Linked DNA regions of Homo sapiens: all the other regions are linked to region 1. Evidence: read pairs that join two places in POLR2A ChIA-PET (ENCODE). Cell type or tissue: endothelial cell of umbilical vein. All regions are shown on one strand. Links, peaks and the distances in the headings refer to the core of each region. The heading gives the core; the rest is flanking DNA.

Region 1 (6,009 bases), core at 1,015-5,014:
TGAAAACAGAGCATCACTGGCTCCTCAATGAATCCCCACTGCTGTGCTCTGCCTCTTAGGCAGTGTAATATTTGTTGTCTTTCTCTCTAATCATGGTTTAAGTTCCAAGTTCCAAGATAGGCTCAACACCGCATAATCAGGGCCTAGCAAGGTGCCTGGCAAGTGGTAGATGTTCAATAAATATTTGTTGGTTGGTTGGAAGGAACAAAGGAAAGAAGGAAGGAAGGGAAGGAGGGAGGGAGGGAGGGAGGAACTGAACTACACTAGAAATTAGGCATTCTAACTTCTAATTCTGGCTTTACCCATAACACTGGTCATAACCTTTAGGAGAAACTACTTTTCCTCTTTATAACTTAATTTTCTGTGTTCATAAGAAAAGGCAATTAAACCAAATCACCAAAGAGCTCATCTAGCCATAAGCTGTATGATTGTAAATATATAATGAATACATCTACAACGCACAGAGCACCAAAATGTTAAGACACTGTCCCTCTGGGAGCACCCAGTACCACTGAGCAAAACAAGAACTTACTATGTCACACAATAACTGAGAATATAGAACAGAATGCAGTTACATACGCACATGAGCGATGCTGCATGGGGATGGTGTTAAGTGCAACTGTGTACGGACCAAGGAGGTCAAACGAGGTGTCAGAGAGAAGGTGGGATTTAGCTGGCGGGTGAAGATGAAGATGAATGATCCCTCCAAGGAAAAGCAGCATGGACAAAATAAACATGGCACTTTTTAAAAACTGTGACTGCTGTTCACAGTTAAAAGAAGCTACTTTCTTTTGACTGCAAAAAACAAAAAAAACAAAAACAAAAACAAAACAAAAAAAAACTGTCTTGTGAGAAAGTTTCATGTTGACTCTGAATTCAAATTAACCTCTACAGTGTAAGTTATATTTGTCTCTGCTATAAACCCGTTACTCAGAAGTCAACCTCCATCAAAACTGAGAGAGAATATTGCCCTCAAAAACAGAGCAATCACCATGTTGCCTTCACCTAGGTTGGAATTTCTAAGTCACTTTTACTGCCTCCTAAGCTTTGTTGTTTCATTCCATCCTTGCTGTTTTGGAAAATGACATTCAAATATAATCAACCATAATTTGCATTTATGTAAGAGCTTTCATCTCAGATTCTCTAAGTTATTTAAAAGTATGACAGCATTTTACAAAATATATACAGATTTTTAAAATTGTGCATATAAACGTTCCCAATGGAAATGCAATACTCTCAATTTTTTGTAAAAAAAAAAAAAAAAAGTTCTGTATGTGGAAACAATATTTTCTAGTATGTTAGAGTAGGAAGATAAATTAGATACTTTTTTTCTATTTGTCCAAATGTCGAATGTGAAATAGTAGTAAAAATTATAAGTAGTTAAGCTAAATTAAACAATTATTAATGAAAAAGACAATGATGAAAAGGAAAAAACTCACCTCAAATATTACAAGTAACAAGTCAATTACAACAGACTATCTTGTTTATTTTGAACATTGTGCACAGAAAAGCAAGGGAGGGCCAGCCATGCTGGCTCATGCCTGTAATCCTAGCACTTTGGGAGGCAGAGGCAGAAGGATCACTTGAGGCCAGGAGTTCAAGACCAGCCTGGGCAACATGGCAAGACCCCATCTCTATAAAAAACAGAAAAATTAGCTGAGCGTGGTGGTATGTGCCTGTAGTCCCAGCTACTTGGGAAGCTAAGGCAGCAGGATCACTTGAGCCCAGGAGTTCAAGGTTACAGTGAGCTATGATAGCACCACGGCATTCCAGCCTAGGTAACAGAGAGAAATACCATCTCTCCAAAAAAAAAAAAAAAAAAAAAAAAAAACACCCAAAAATACCTAGTATGATTTAATGAATCACATAAACAAAATGTAAAATATAATTCTATTTCATTTTAAGTTACAGTTAAAATATACTGGGTGGAAATAATGATGAATGCTAGCTTTCAGAATTCTTAGCAAGCTGGTGGCAAGGCTTAGAGGGAACATTGTGAGAACTAAGTAGCTACTCTCAGGAACTCTGGCAGAATTCTAGGGAAAGACCACATGGAAACCGCAAGATGTGCCAATGTGGTAATGTCTTGTTTTCAGATTCAGTCGTCATAAAATTCAGGTAAATCTTCGATGTGTTGATGTTTCCATGTTTGCTTCTGCAAAGGGAAGGAGGAACTGAGGTCCTACCAAAGTGGGTCTTACCCAGCCCACAGCAGGCCAAGCCTTTAGGTGAAATGAAAAAGACCTCATAGTCACTTTGGAAGGATTTTCAAAATCTCATTAACAGCTGAAGGCGGCTTTAGACTGGAATGTCACACCTACCCAGAAGTAGAAAGCCAAATGGTAACTTCCACATTTGTGGAAGCTCTTAGACACAAATATCCAGCTTATTAGGCCTGCTCTGTCTGAAGGGATGCCCAACACACACAGAAGACCTCAAAATCAGAAAAAGTGCAAGCCAGCATCAGACTTCATCTCAATTCTGAACTGCAGCACACATCTTCCTACTTTTTTTCTAAGTGCTTATTTCCTTTTGGCACTTGACTCTAAAGAAAAAAATCACCAACTCCTAAATGGACTGTGGAAAAAAAAAAAAAACCCTCAGCCTTTTTGGTTTTGTTTTCTTCTGCTCAAAGGAAGTACAGAGTGAAATGATGGATGCTGAGACAAGACTGCTGGTGTTGTAATTCCACTTCCACCCAGTACTAGCTGACTGTCATCTTGTACAAGCTATTTAACATCCTCAACCTCTGCTTCCTAATTACCTCCCTCTCATAATCCATTAAATGGAGGTAATCATAGCACTTATTTTAGAGGGATAAATTACAGAATGCATATAAAATACTCGAAGAAGAGCCAGACACTTAAGGCTACTAGTTATTTAAAATGCAAAAAAAAAAAAAAAAAAAGGAAAAATAGTACAAAAAATATAAACCATGGTACAAATACCTACTAGATTCTTGTGACATTGGGAAAGTCACTGAAGCCTAAATTTGCTCAAATGTGAAATTACAGTCTGGAGGCCCTGACTGGATAATAGATCTCTGAGTTCTCAAATTTGCAAATACTGCTTAGCATAAAATCTCCTGCAGAAAACTTGGACGTGAACTGTATTTATCAGACTGTTTCACGTTTTCTGACTTCATTAGAACCTGAACCCTGACCTTTCAGGTGCATTATATGCAGAGTGACAGTTGTTGTTTTATCTTTTTCTGAGCATTACTGCATAAATGACAAAGAACAGCAAAGTCATACTGAACTGCTGCTGGCTGGGTTCTCATTGTGAGTGATTCACTCCCATAAAACAGCCTCTCCACACTTATGATTCAACATGTGGCTCAGCAAAATTAGAAATTACTACATGACACAGCCTTTTGAAGCCCCTCATGAAAACGAAAGATCTTCTGTGTGGAGTCTTTAAGTGGTAAGGATCTACTGATTCTCCTTTACTAAGCTTCCATGTCCTTCTTAAACTTGGCATTAGATGGAGACTACTGAATCTCAAATTAGTAATTCTGGGAACCACAGTAGCAAAGAGGAAGAACTTGAACAGCCTGAGACCAAATCAGGTATCAATAATAACTCTGTCATGTACCAGCCCTGTGTCTTTAGACAAGTCACTCAACCTTCCTGAACCTCAGTTTCTTCATCTATAAGATGGAACAATTTGTTGTAGGGCTGTTAGGAAAAGTAAAAGAGATGTTTCTAAAATGCCTAGTACAAAATATTATAATTACTATGAAATCTTGTGGTATCTCAAAAGTACCATTAATAATTATTTCAACAAATATTTATCGCTCATGTGTTAGACAATACACAAGACAATGATGAAAAGGAAAAATAGAGAATGTATGTTAAATACAATGTTCTAGATTACAATGTTAGAGAAGAAAGTTTATTAAACTGCCACATATCCTTTCATTAAGACTTCACAAACTGATTTATTAACTCATTATTAAGTTTGTTCTTCTATCATTAGATTTTTATTTTTAATCTCCATTATGGTCACCAAGATAATCAATGACTATAGTTATACTGTCTTTCCCAAAAAACATTTGCTGGAACTACAATTCTCCTCTTGGTTTTGCTGGCCTATAGGCTTTATTTGCTCATTCTAACATAGAATGGGGATTCCTTCTTGGGTAAAGGAAATACCCCTCCTTTATTGTTTAAAATATATTTTTTTTTCTTTTCAGAGAACTCAATCTCTTTCTTGGCCCTACCACTACCATTTTCCATGTAAATATTCTTCTATTTGGTTCTTTGCTTAACATTTTCCTTTTTCATGTTTGTCTGTAATGTCATAATTATCAGTATCAATGACATTGTAGGTCAGATGCTTGATGCAGCATGGCAAAACCTACATCAAACACTTCCAGAGTATGTTGATTGATATAATTACATAATTCCATTACAAAGAACACTGCCTTCAGGTCTATAAAATCTTGGGGTACAATTTAAAATTTTGCACTCTCTGAAGTTCTACTATTATCTTCATAATTATGATGTTGTACTATCCTAGTATGGGTGTGTGTGTGTGTGTGTGTGTGTGTGTGTGTGTATGTATGTATGCATTATTAATACCACCAAAAAAACTAGTTTATCTTCAGAGAGTTTATACAAAGTCACAGTTGATTTAAAAAAATTGAAAAGAGAGATTAAAGATATGCATATTCATTAAAATTCAAAACAATTAGGGTATGGTCTGTATGACTACTTTCAAAGAATATCTGAGGAACATTAATTAATGGAAAATTAAGTTAATGGAAAACTAAGTTAATTGGAATGTTAATAGGTATTTGACAAATGGATTCTGAAGTCCAAGTAAGAGAATGGGGAGAATAATGGTTATAAATAGTCAAACAGAGGTCTGTGCTGCAGAACACAGAAGTTATAAAAAGGCAATGGCCCTTACCTAGAAAGGTGCTATAAATCCATGAGCCTAGCATTGGGGATATTATTGAATTTTCCAAACTTGTTTGACCATGGAAGCTTTTTTTGCCTCCAGATCTGTTGACGAGACTGTTGGTGAATTAAATCATGTTTTGAAAACACTGACTAGAGACTGAGACCCCTAACAACCAACTGTAGGTTGATTTTATACCAACAAAACAACTCATTGACTGATTTCTCCCCACCCTGGCATAATAGGTAAATGCCTGCTTTATAGATTCATATCATCTTCATTTCTGAGATCACATAATGTTATGTGGTTCATTTCCTGATATTATACCTCAGAAAAAGCCTAATCATTTTAGTCCTTTGTAATGTCTGTGCTCCTACAATCTCATTAACCAGAGGAGTATGTTGCTGCTGGTTTGGAATTTTATTTTATTTGACAACAGGAAAAACAGATAAAGAAGATTTCCCTGTTCAGTTGGTAGAATTCAGACAGGCGAAAAAATAAAAAGAACAAGCTTTTTGATTAAAAAAAAAAAAAAAAGGCCCAAATGCTCCCAAGAATTTCAGAGTCTTACATAGGGAATATCATCTTTCTGGAACATCCCATGTGAAATCTGACCACTGAAGCTTCAGACATTCAAGAAATTGTGTTAGGAAAAACTGAAAGTAAAAGGCTCACTTTCCTAGAATCTTGGGGAAGGAATAGAGCTTTTAGAATACCTTGCTTAAATGCCCCTTTAACAGAGCCAGAAACTGTTCCATTAATAAAAATAAAGAAACAAAAACAATACCTCTTTATCCTATGAAAAACGGTAATGAAGCATTTAGAAGTTGTTTTTTTTTTTTTCTTTGAGAAGGAGTCTTGGTCTGTCACCCAGGCTGGCAGGCTGGAGTGCAGTGGCAAATCTCGGCTCACTGCAAGCTCCGCCTCCCGGGTTCATGCCATTCTCCTGCCTCAGCCTCCTGAGTAGCTGGGACTACAGGCGTCTGCCACAACGCCCGGCTAATTTTTTGTATTTTTAGTAGAGATGGGGTTTCACCGTGTTAGCCAGGATGGTCTCAATCTCCTGACCTCATGATCTGCCCATCTCAGCCTCCCAAAGTGCTG
Region 2 (6,009 bases), core at 1,193-5,192, 110 kb before region 1:
ATTAGAGCCCTTAGCATATTAATAATAAATGTTTTAAATTCCTGCTGTAAGAATTCCAGCATCCCTGCCATATATGATTCTGGATCTGATGCTTGCTATGTCTCTTCAAACTGCGTTTTTTTTGTTTGTTTGTTTTGTTTTGCCTTTTAGTATGCCTTGTAATTTTTAAAGCTGGATATGATGTAGTGGATGAAGAGAAATCCAGTAAATAGGCCTTCAGTAATTAGTGGTAAGGTCTGAGGGAGGGAAAATATTCTACAGTCCTGTGATTAAGCCTCAGTCTTGTAATGAGCCTGTGCCCCTGGGCTGTGAATTTCACAAGTGGCTCTCAGTTTTTTCCTGCCTTACATGGGACAAGACGGCTGGAGGAGACTGGTATTTGGTATTTCCCTTCTCCCATGGGGAAAGCTAGAGAGAGCTGCAGTTGGGTATTTCCTTTCCCATAGGTTGATTAGGCTCTGATAAAATCCCAATAGGTTAGGATCTAGGAAAATAGTTTCTCTCGAGGGCAGCATTTGGGTTTGAATACAATTTTATTTAGTTGTGGACCATCTCAAAATATGCAAACATGCAATCCCCACTCAAAAAGTCATTCCTTCACCATCTAGTCAAAGAACTTAGTTAATAAATTAGACAGTTAAATACAATTTCAGTACATTCCAGCATATTTTAGAACAATATATTCAGACATTAGTACTAACAAAATAGTGTCCTAATAGTTTTTTTTTGCATTGGCAGAGAGCTTCTCATTCTAAAGAGCTGTTTCTAAAGTCTCGTTTCATGAAGCTTTGCAACATAGTCTCCTTATTTTTCCTAAGGACATCTTTTACCAGCCATAAAAAATTGGAGAAAGTTTTTCTTCTTCCTTCTTCTCCCTCCTCCTCCTCCTCCCTCTCCCCTCCCCCTCCTCCTTCCCCTCCCCATCCCCCCTCCTCCTCCCTGTCCCCCTTGTTCCCCTCCCCTTCCTTCTCCCCCTCCTACTCTTTCTCCTCCCCCTCCTCCTTCCCCTTCCCCTCCTCTCCCTTCCCCTTCCCCTCCTCCCCTCCCCCTCCTTCTCTGAAGGCAGATGCTCTTTCTCAGAACATGGCCCAGAAAATGCTCCTTTACTTTTGTGATAGTTTTAAATATATGTTCTCTCTTCTCTGATTTTCTCCCAATGATTAAATGTCACCATATGTGCCAATTCTCTGATGGAAGATTCTTTCCTCTTTCCTTTCTGCCTCTATGTCAGCACCATCCTCTGGCCTGAGGAGCAAGAACAAAAGTCCATGGGTGTCTCCCAGGAGGCAGCCGATCTGAGCATCTGGAATCAATTACTCAGGGCTGGTGTGGATGCTCATCCTGGGAGTCAATAGACAGTGCTGGGCAGGTGGAGGAAGGGAGTACAGGGTCCCTCTTAACAGATGAAAGTAAAATAAAAATGTCTAAGTCACTTTTCTTCAACAATTAAAAGTTACTATTAGTTGGGTGAGGTGGTGCATGCCTGTAGTCCCAGCTACTGGGGAGACCAAGTTCCTGGGGAGATCGCTTGAGGCCAGGAGTTCAAGACCAGCCTAGGCAACATGGTAAGACCCCCATCTCTACCTCTAAAATAATGATTATTAACTATTAACTTATCTCTTTAAAATGCTGTAGAAGTAACTTTTTTTCTTTTCTTTTTTTTTTTTTGAGAGAGTCTTACTCTGTCGCCCAAGCTGGAGTGGAGTGCAGTGGAGTGATCTTGGCTTAATGCAACCTCTGCCTCGCGGGTTCAGGCAATTCTCCTACTTTAGCCTCCCTAGTAGCTGGGATTACAGGTGTGAGCCACCACGCCCGGCTAATTTTGTATTTTTAGTAGAGACAAAGTTTCATCATGTTGGCCAGGCTCATCTCGAACTCCTGACCTCAAATGATCCACCTGCCTTGGCCTCCCAAAGTGCTGGGATTACAGGCATGAGTCACCATGCCCGGTCTCTACATGTAACTTCTAAGAAACATAAATTTTTTCATAAGTATATTATTGTATAAATTTGTATTGAATAAGTTGTGTCATATTGTATAGATTATATTAGTACAGGTGTGTGTCTGTGTATCTACATATCTCTCACCACAGAATCTCCCACTGTGGGCCTTTGTGGCAAATTCATGTTATGCTAGGGTTCCAGGTACTAATCTTGAACCTTAACCATCAGCTGCAGCTGGTAGTCCATTCAAGGCAAAGTGTTTACTAGTCTCAGTTATGGCCTGTTGATTATTCCATTGTCTTTGACAATGAAAGCCATCCGTTGATCCTGTCTTAGTTGAGATTTCCCCCAGAGTAGGTCCTGTGTTAGGAGTTTGGGTGCAATGAATTTGAGAAGTGATGTCATAAAGAACCACAAGAGAGTGCACAAGCAAGACCACCAGGAGAGAGAAGCCAATAAAGGGTACATTCGCGAGCAAGTTTCACTGATAACAGCTGGGGCTGAGTCCTGCTCTGGGGGCCCTAGAGAGACCTGTAGGATGAAACTCAGGTTTATCTACTGAGGGCCAACAGCAGAAGCGTGTATCCACGGACTCCTGTCCCCCACTGGTCGTGTCACTCCTGAGGCATCAACTCCTGGTTTTTGGCTGGTGGCCAGGGAATGCTAGAAGGGTGCAGGGGGCTCCTGCCCTGAACTGCCTGCAGCAACCCCCTGGGTGGACTAGTGGGTATGGAACGTGCAGCGAGGCACCTCCAGCAGGTTGAAGAATAATTATAGAAGAACACAGTCCCCAAACTGTCTGTTCTGAGTCTGTAGTTCTGTACAAGCTGTGTGGTATGTGCCTGGTGTTCTGGCAATTCATCATCTGTAGTAGGAAGTGAGCAATCTACACAGAGAAGACTTAACTCAGGAATGGAAACGATAACATCTACAGGAATGTGCATCTAAAGTGTGGCTTTCGTAATGAGACAGACATTTCATCCAGTTTTTGTACCTGGTCTGAGACTCTTCCTGTCTGCTGGAAATACATCCCCTCATTGCCCAGAGACAGAGAAACCCCAGTCTAAGTTCAACTCTCCTAAAACAATTTAAAAAAAAAAAAAGTGCAATAATTAGGTATTCTTTCCTAGATTAAGGCAGAGTTTTGAAAAGAGCGGTGAGAGAACAGTTTTTTAAAAAAGAAAACGTGAGCTGTGGATTTTATGATACTTTTAGTCTCAATCATGTCAATATGAAGAATTACCTTCCATGAGATAAAATGCTTATAACCATAGGGATAAGCAAGCCTCACTGTATAGATGTGCGGATATTTGTACACGTGTATCTGTGTACACAGCGTCAAGATAAAACCATTTTGAGATTTTACATGTGTACCCACGTATGTGTAGAGACTATGTTTTTAAAAATATTAGGATTGATTTTACCCAATTGACATAAACATTTGTGTGGGGTTTTCCTCTTTATTCAGCAATGATTGAGTTGGTTGGAGATGCTGAGACATTAAACACACACACACACACACGCACACGCACACACACGTATTAGTTAAATTTGCTACCCAAACTGATTCCTTTTGAGTTTAAATATTTTGTATTTCCAGCAGAGCCGCCACTTGTCAGAGCCCATCATGGGTATGGGGCCAGTTTGCTTTTTGGTCATTGGGTCTGAGTCACAGGGGAGGGAATGCATATGTTTCTGGTGCAGTAAGCCAGGGTGGTCTTTCCTGCTGACACTCTCCAGGTTTACAGAAAGGCATCACCTAAAGCACCTGAGGATGGCATGCAGGGCACTTTGAGAGCCAGGTGTCAGCATCTCTTCTCAACTCCAAGTTCAGTGACAAAAGCAAGCTGGTCCCTTTTGCTAAGACTGCTCAGATTCCTAGAATATAACCATTGATGCTATAACCCCTGACATGGCACCTGTACTTCAGGCATGACTGGCTGGTGCCCTGACTGGACAGTAGGTTGGCAGGCAGTGCCAGGATTCCTAACAGATATGCCCTCCTAGGTGAGGTCTGCCTCAGGGCAGACACAGTCTTAGCAGCAGCTACGTTAGCGTCCTGGCAGCTGGACACAGTGTGGAATCTCCATTTGCAGACCTTGTCTCTTCCTGGTCCTTTTAAGATGCTTTTAAGACCCAACATAAAAGCACACGGAGCAAACTGGAAACAGATGGAGAGTCCCCAGGGCCCTTTAAGCAGTCTATCTCTGTGGGACAGGCCTAGTCTCCTGAGTTGCAAAAACATCTCTAGGGCTACGAAAGGGCTGAAACCTGGGAGCCCTGCCTTCCAGCTCTCTGTTAGTATGGTTCAGTGTGATTACTCTTAATTAAAGAGGGTAAGTTGCCTTATTTTATCCACAGGCTTATGAGACAGAAAAATATTCTGGCCTTTGCATTCTTGAGGAAAACAGGAAGAGAGAAAAATCAACAGAGATCAAATTCCAATAGTCTTGAGGCATAAGAATTCAAAGGGAAAATAATCTTTTCAGTACTCTCTATGCATCTTAGATTTTAAAGAGACCTACATTTTATAACCAGGGTCTTGTTTTGCAGGAATCTACGGGACTCCCTTAAAACAGACTGGATATAGCTCCTTGTAATAGCTGGATCCATGTTTTAGTCAGCCATGACAATGAAACAAAAAAAAATAACGATAATGCGTAATTTAAAACAAATCAGCCAGAAAGCCACTTCTAACCACTGCCTTTCACTCTCCACCCCTGATCAAATTTCAATAAGAGCTTCAAATATGGAGAAACTCATGAGTATGATAATCATTTGAAATTAGACAAAAAAGCAAGAAACTGGCTAGTTTACCATCTGAAATTGCTCTGCACACATTATGCAGTGTACCTGGTTGTTCCTTAGCATCAAGTTCCACCTTTTTGCTATGGCTTAATTGTCTCTCAAGAGGCAGGACTCAGGGCATCACAACCTGAGAGAAAAATGTGAGAAGGCAGGAAAGATGGGGAGTAAAGCAGAGAAGCTTTCAAGCCAACTGTTTTGTTACCATTTCCAGAAAGACAGGACAGAAGACAATCTGATGGCATAGGCTTGCTCTATGAGCCAAAAGGTCAAGTTAAATATTTGGCCCAATGACTGTTTAGTGAGTTTGTGTTTTTTCCTCTGGGTGGGGGTCTTTGGAATGATGGTACAAATAGATCATGGTCCTAAAGGGGTCAAACTCAGGTTAGAAGGCCAAAGAGAGGGGAGTGCTCCTGTATAGCTTAACACTCCAGTGTCTCTGCAGAACTAGGGTGTGGGAACCATCACTCCAGGCCTGTGCTAGATGACAGTCAGTGCCACGCCATTCCTTGAACAGTTAAGACAGAGAGAGAGAATACCATCTACTGGAAATGGTCTCTAAATCACACAAGGAGAGCTGAAGGCCTTTAAGCAAAAATGACACTCTCATCTCTTAGTATTTAGAGGGGACATATTCTGAAAAACAAAAATCCATAAGCAAGGGCTGGCTGCCAGTTGGAGTAACAGGAACAGGTTTTGCTTTTGCTGTGGCTTAAAGTCCCCACAAAAGTACCTATTTTCCAGAAAGCCACTTGCCACCATCACCTCCACTTAATAAAACTCCCAGGAGCAGCTGATTTTTAGCTGACCTCAAAAGCCTGGATGTGTTTCTAAAACTCAGAGAGGACACCTGTGACATGTCATTTTTCCCATGTGGAGTCTACCTATTCACTGCCAGTGTTGAAATGGGCAAAACTCTTAAGCCAGCCATTGGCCTGAGTCCAGTGTGCTACCCAGTAAACCAGGGCAGATGTGTGGATTCTTTTTACTGATTGGGAGACTGCCTCAGGTTGAAGATTGCTGGCTCCTTTCTTTATTGGATAGGTATTTACTTTTTTTTTTAACCAGTTAATTATAACCTAAATTAAGGCAAGTTTTTTCAAAGAGCAAATTTGATAAATGCTACCAATATGTGTATTTCCACTACAGGAGACTCTTATTTCTGATTATACACAGAAGGGAAAAGGTTTTTTGGTGTTTTTTTTTTTTTGAAACCATTAAACTTGTTTATTTTGGAAAATGCAATATGCACAAGGTGTGT
Region 3 (6,009 bases), core at 1,193-5,192, 1.0 Mb after region 1:
CTTGCAGATACCAACTAATGAATTGTTTAATTGGTGATAATGGTAAATTAGTACCAATGGCCTGGTAAATCCGACATAATGTGCAGACCTAAAGGATACTTCAGAACAAGATGACTTTTAATTTCATGCCACCTCAAGTATACAAATATGTGTATATTGCACCTTACACACATATATATAAAAGATTTTATTTTATGAATCATGGATTTTGGGTTCTCTTTGAGAAACCCTTCTCTACTCTGACATCATAAAGATATTCTTGGCCTTGGTCTTTAATGGGAAGAATAGTACAGTATTTCTGATATTTTTTAAACTACAGTTTCAATGAATTTATAATTTCTACTTATTAATAAAACATGTAAGATTGTAAATTTTACATATTTTCTGAGACTGATTAGCTAGGGACAGTGTAGATTTTTACAACATGTAGATAAGTAACTACAAAAAGAAGCTGAAGCTTCTAAAACTGGATAGTATTTACAGGAATTGTGTCACTTTGACAGAATGGCTCAATCAGTGCAAAAGTTTTTATCTTAATGGTAATACTTGAGGTGGCATGAAATTAAAAGTTAACTTGTTCTGAAGTATCCTTTAGGTCTGCACATTATGTTGGATTTACCAGGCCATTGGTACTAATTTACCATTATCACCAATTAAACAGTTTATTAGTTGGTATCTGCAAGAAACTTGAAGGTGGTAGATGAAATTTAAGAAGAAATAAGATTTTAAAAATGGGCATTAGAGGAAAGAAGTGTCAATTGGAAACTTGTAGAGAAAGAATATATTCCTTTATCTTCACCCATGAGATTTATTTACCCTTCATCTAAGATGTTGATGGCACATACATTTCATAGACGCTTACGTTATAGGTTAATGTAACCATGTGTGTTGTAGAAAGCATGTACACAGGATGCCTTTATGTAATTTGATCATGCAAATGCAATATAGCTATCATACTACCTGTCTTTCCCCTGCATTTTAATGGAGACTAATAAATGGATCCTTCACATCCACGGAGAGGAAGGATAGCAAAAAAAGTAATCTTACCCCATTTTTTTTTTCCTTTTTATCTGCTGTGGTTGCCATGCCTTATGTCAGAGCACATTGCTTTAGGCCATGGCTACGATGACCCTGGGGCGAGATGGGTGAGAAGGAGATACACTCTCCAGGCTGTGGCTTCATCTTGTCTTAGGAAAGTCTGATACAGCTGATGGCAGGCATACTGTTCTCCTGTCAGCGCTTTTCAGCATTTATAGATGCCTCAGGGCCCTGAGCTGTGTGCGTGCGTGTCTATCACAAAACATGAAGTTTCTTCTGGGGTTGCCATTGTGGTGCTGTGAAAGGCACAGCAGAATGAAATGCAGAGACCCAGTCTTTATTCCCATTTTGCCACTAACTAGCTTTGCATCTTTTAGAAAAATGATCACACTTTGCAAATATCTCTCTTTCAAAGAAATTGTTTGTGTCACGTCATAATTGCCTATGTTACTTACTATCTCCTTCCTTGGAATGTGATTATTTCAAAGCGAGAGACTATGTATTCCTACTTTCCTGCCCATTGCTTAGTATAAGGTGGGCGCTTAAAGAAACATCTGTAGTGGAAAGTAAGGTTTCTTCTCCTGATCTCTGTGTTCCCTAGAATTGGAGGATTGGAATTTATTAACTCATAAAGTCTTGAACTCTTGAAGACAAAGAGTGATAATTTCCCCTGCAATGAGTATAAGCCCTAATATGAGGAAACTATTATTCCACTGAAGAGTGTTGGGCATAGAAAGGAATCAACAGACACTGAACCTGGATAACATTTCTAGCAAACGATCTGGGCCTCATTAGAACCTCTAAGGAGGTTTTCTAATTTTCTGACGTGAAGGTATTGAAATTAATACCAGACCCACACTACTTATTTACATCACACATACCTGCACAAGCACAAACTTCATAAATATCTGTGCTTAAGATAACTAATTTAGCCAGATTTATGGTATTTATGCCCCAGTGTGAGCTCAGCTCTGATGGCCTTACCTGCAAATTTAAGTCAAGATTCTGGTATTCGAGAACATTCCTGTCTGGAATTGCCACATGTTTCACATGGATACCCAATTTTCTTTAAAGGAAATGTGCATGGGGAATGGAGTTTCAGATATTCCAATAAATATCTGGAATATGGCCTCAGATAGTCCAATAAACTCAATAAAGCAAGACTATTAGTAGAAGGCTGAAATGGAAAACACTCAGTAATGGAGAAAAAATAAGATTACCATTGAAGAAAAGTGCCATATATGACCAGTCACCAGTGACATTAAAGCTGTGCAGAGATGCAAGCTAACTTGAAAATCAGGTGCAAAGAGGACGGATATATTTCATGAATTACAGGTAGAAAATGAAAGTTTATAATAGCTCTAGTAAGGATATTCTTAGAGTGGTTTCAAGTCTTGAATTTATATTCTTACTGTGATTTTAACTCAAATACTGATCTTCAAAAGAGTGACATCATTGTTGAACTATTTTATGTTAGTCCTGACCAATGAAATATACTTTAAAGCATCTACTTCTTTCTCCTTTCATTTAAGTGGTAGAGAAAATGAAATTGTTACATTGCACTTCTGTTACTGGAGAAATGTATAAGATTTTACCTTATTTAAACTAGGAATCCCATATCCTCCCTCCCTGAAAAAACTCGACATTGCCTCATGCACTTTTGGCCCTCATAAAGATCCAGTTATCAGCCCTCACCGAGATCTTTATGCTGAACCTGCTGTTGTAATTTCTAGAAACCACCAGTAGGTGTCTCCTATCAATAGTTTTGGTCACGGAAAGGAAGGGTGCCAATCATTTGTCATTCATTTAATAATGGACGCCATTGTCACTTGGTAGAGGGTCTTGATTGCAAGCTGTCCAGGTTCTTGGCATTTTGAACAAAGAATTGGACAAAACTCCCAAGAAAGCAAGGAAAGAATGAAGCAACAAAAGAACAAAAGCAGGAATTTATTGAAATGAAAGTATACTCCACAGTGCGGGAGCAGCCAGAGCAGCAGGTCAAGGGCCTGGATACAGAATCTTCTCCGGTCCAAATACCCCCTACAGGTTTCCCATTGGCCACTTCATGCTCACCCATGTAAATGAAGTGGTGGACCCCAATTGGTATGACTGGTTGCCGAAAGCAACCAATCAGAAGCTGAAGTGGCGTTACAAAGGTCACACTCCTGTGCAAACATCTGATTGGTTGCTTTTTTCAACCAATCAGAGGCTAAGGTGAATTTACAAAGTTGCAAACAAAGACTCCACCGGCAATCAGTCTGATAGGTTGCAGAAAGCTAACTTCTCATCTGCCATGCAGAAAAGGTTGGGGGTTTGCAAAGGGAGTAGCCTCTGGTCCCTTTGTTACCCAGGCGTGGAAAGTTAGGGTTTTCCTTTCAATTTAGTTCCAGGAAGTCGGGGCAAAACAGCCCCAGGCTCCCTGCCTCTAGACCCTATTCTCCTGCTTCACCATGAGAAATCTGCCCACTGTATGATGCAGACAATCCAAGCCCATTTAATGTGCTTCTAAAATGGGTCAGCCAATCTTCATTTAAACCTTAACCTTTCAGGAAATGAGTTTCAAATAGTGGTTGTTGTGTATGTGTGTGTGTAATAAGTAATCAGAAAATGAAGTTCAACATTTGAGCTGATTTCCTTCAAAGTCTACCAAAATTATCATTAGAAACAAAAAGTTTATAAAGCAGAAGAAGTTGACAATCCAGCCATGAAAATGAACACCTTCCTCACAAGACTGGCAAAAGTAGAAAATTTCCTAGAGATCCAGTCTTGAGGTTTCATTATGCAGGAGGTTAATGTTTACTGTCTGAAGTTGAAGGGTCTTCCTAACAAGAAAAAAATTCAATTTTCTTCTATGTGAAAGAAGGAAAAAGATCTCTTCTGAGAAAGTAAAATGGAGCAATCGAGTGAAAAGTTAGCCTTGATTTGTGCCCAGGCCACTTTATAGAGGTGACGTTTTATTTATTGCTGCCCTCTTTCTGGGAGTCTCTTTTTGTTATTCTTTGCCCCTTTTAATGCTGTCACATTTTGTGCTTTTGTAGCAAACATTCCTCTGGAGCTGGGCATATATTGCCTTCTGAAAGCCTTCTCTCCTCAACTAGATGGTACTGTATCTGAGGGCACATTTTGTCTTATATTCCCTAATCTCTCCTACAGTATCTAACCTGGAGCCTCATCTTGAGTTGACATTTACTGAATGCTTCTCACTGTTTTCAGTATGGCATCCAATTTTTTAGAGAAAAGCTTGTGACAGATTTTTGGTACTTCCATAGTCCCTGATAAGCACAATGCCTTGCACATAGAAGGTACCGTATTATTTTTGAAATAGCGAATGAAGCACAAGGCTGATAGAATAGGAAACACATATCCTAATTGGAGCAGTGGTGTGGTGTGTTTTTATAAAAGAATATTTATTCCTTTGAGAGCCTAAGGCAAGCCAGGCAGTGTACTGCTCAATCTACTTAACCTACTTAAGGGTGACCCATAAATTCAGCTGACCTTAGTCAACCATGGAAGCATTGGAATTTAACTCAGAACTATGCAAGCCTAACACTCTCCAGGGATTAATGTAAAGAAAGGTATGGAATGGAGCTCTTGATCAATGGGCAGTTGAGCAGAGGAGAAAAGAACTTTGTAAACTTCCTTTTAGAATATCTTAAAGAAAAATTTATACCACTAGCAATGTATTAGTTGTTTGCCTAACCTGTCTTAGGTTGGCTTCCACAGGAAATAGATTCTAAGGTGAATACTTATTTGCAGAGGTTTATTGCGAACACCTTCAGAATCAGTGCTTGTGAGTGAGTGAAAGAACTAGGATTGAGCAGACGGGAAAATTGAACTGAGATGCAATCTCAACCAAGGCCCCAGCCAATCCTGCTGGGAGCTCTAAACCTTCAATGGCTCTTTGACTTATGCTACCTTGAGGCAAGGCAGCTAGCGTTGGTGCCCCCAAATCTACCTGTAATTGGACATAGGCTACCCCAGGAAACTGAATCACCTTGAATGTGGTGGCTCTCTTCAGTAGGGTTCAATTCAGTTCTTAGAAGGTGATTCAGCTGTGAGTTATCAGAAGCCAGCATTTCTAAGAGCTCAGGGATCAGTGCTTAGGTCCTAAAGGGGCACACCAGATGGTGCACCAAAGTACTCACTGTGTATTTCTTCTGTTCTTCTCTCCCACCAAAGAAAATAAAATCTCAGCCTCATCCATGGAGAAGTAGAGTAAGGTTTGATAATTAGATTAGCTCTTACATCAGGGCTAGAGAAGGGAACTATTTTTCAAACTTGAATGGCTTGACCGCTCCATGCTTGGGCTTCTGTGCTTCAGGCTAGGCAAGGGAAAAAGAAGAGGACATAGGCCTTGGTCATTCAGCTTTAGAACTAACAGAATTGTAGGATTAGGCTTCAGGCTTGAGAGGACAACAATTCAAATTGCAGGGTCTAAGGGCATAGAAATCTCAGGCTTCATTTGAAGCCAAAAGAGATGATTGGGGAGGGTATGGGAATGAGAATGGCATAAATGGGACAATTTGGAGGGAGATCATGTCTGCATGTGTTTCAAGTAGTAACAGAACCACAGAAGAGGAATAAGGAAACGCTATGACTTCAGTGTATCCACAAGTTTGCAGTAACCACATTGCTGGGGAAACAGAGATAATGGTGAGACTTGGGGGAAACCTACTAAGAGCTCCATTCAAGAGTCTCAAGTTGAGATGTCTTAGCCTGCTCTGCTGCCATAACAAAACACCATAGACTGAGTGGATTAAACAACATAAATTTATTTTCTCACGATTCTGAAGGCTGGAAAATCTAACATCAAGGTTCTGGTCAATTCAGTTCTTGGTGAGGGCTCTCTTTCTGGCTTACAGATGGCCACCTTCCCACTGCGTCCTCAGATGGACTTTCTTCGTGCACATATGTGGAGAAAGAGACTGAGTTCTCTATTGTCTCCTCTTATAAGAACACTAATACTATCAG

The links. ChIA-PET counts read pairs that join two places held together with the same protein. Peaks named below come from ENCODE experiments on the same cell type or tissue, not always from the same donor. Only the 100,000 strongest peaks of a DNase experiment are listed, where the experiment ranks them.
Region 2: POLR2A ChIA-PET joins it to region 1 with 9 read pairs; 2 of 35 experiments call an interaction of 5 or more read pairs at or near these places.
Region 3: POLR2A ChIA-PET joins it to region 1 with 7 read pairs; 1 of 35 experiments calls an interaction of 5 or more read pairs at or near these places.

Annotation. Positions count from the first base shown.
Region 1 is chr9:77,817,199-77,823,207 of GRCh38, forward strand. All of the region lies in intron 2 of GNAQ (G protein subunit alpha q), which reads right to left. Among named protein-coding and RNA genes, the nearest start is that of GNA14, 170 kb to the left of the region's middle. In endothelial cell of umbilical vein, for the core only: no CTCF peak of the experiment used is centred there; DNase peaks (open chromatin) are centred at 2,663 and 3,343; H3K27ac peaks cover 577 bases.
Region 2 is chr9:77,710,152-77,716,160 of GRCh38, forward strand. It overlaps GNAQ (G protein subunit alpha q), which reads right to left. Exons shown (of 7, transcript NM_002072.5): 7 at 5,946-6,009. Among named protein-coding and RNA genes, the nearest start is that of GNA14, 65 kb to the left of the region's middle. In endothelial cell of umbilical vein, for the core only: no CTCF peak of the experiment used is centred there; DNase peaks (open chromatin) are centred at 2,850 and 4,180; H3K27ac peaks cover 4,000 bases.
Region 3 is chr9:78,818,533-78,824,541 of GRCh38, forward strand. No RefSeq gene overlaps it. Among named protein-coding and RNA genes, the nearest start is that of PSAT1, 520 kb to the left of the region's middle. In endothelial cell of umbilical vein, for the core only: a CTCF peak has its summit at 2,791; a DNase peak (open chromatin) is centred at 2,799; H3K27ac peaks cover 230 bases.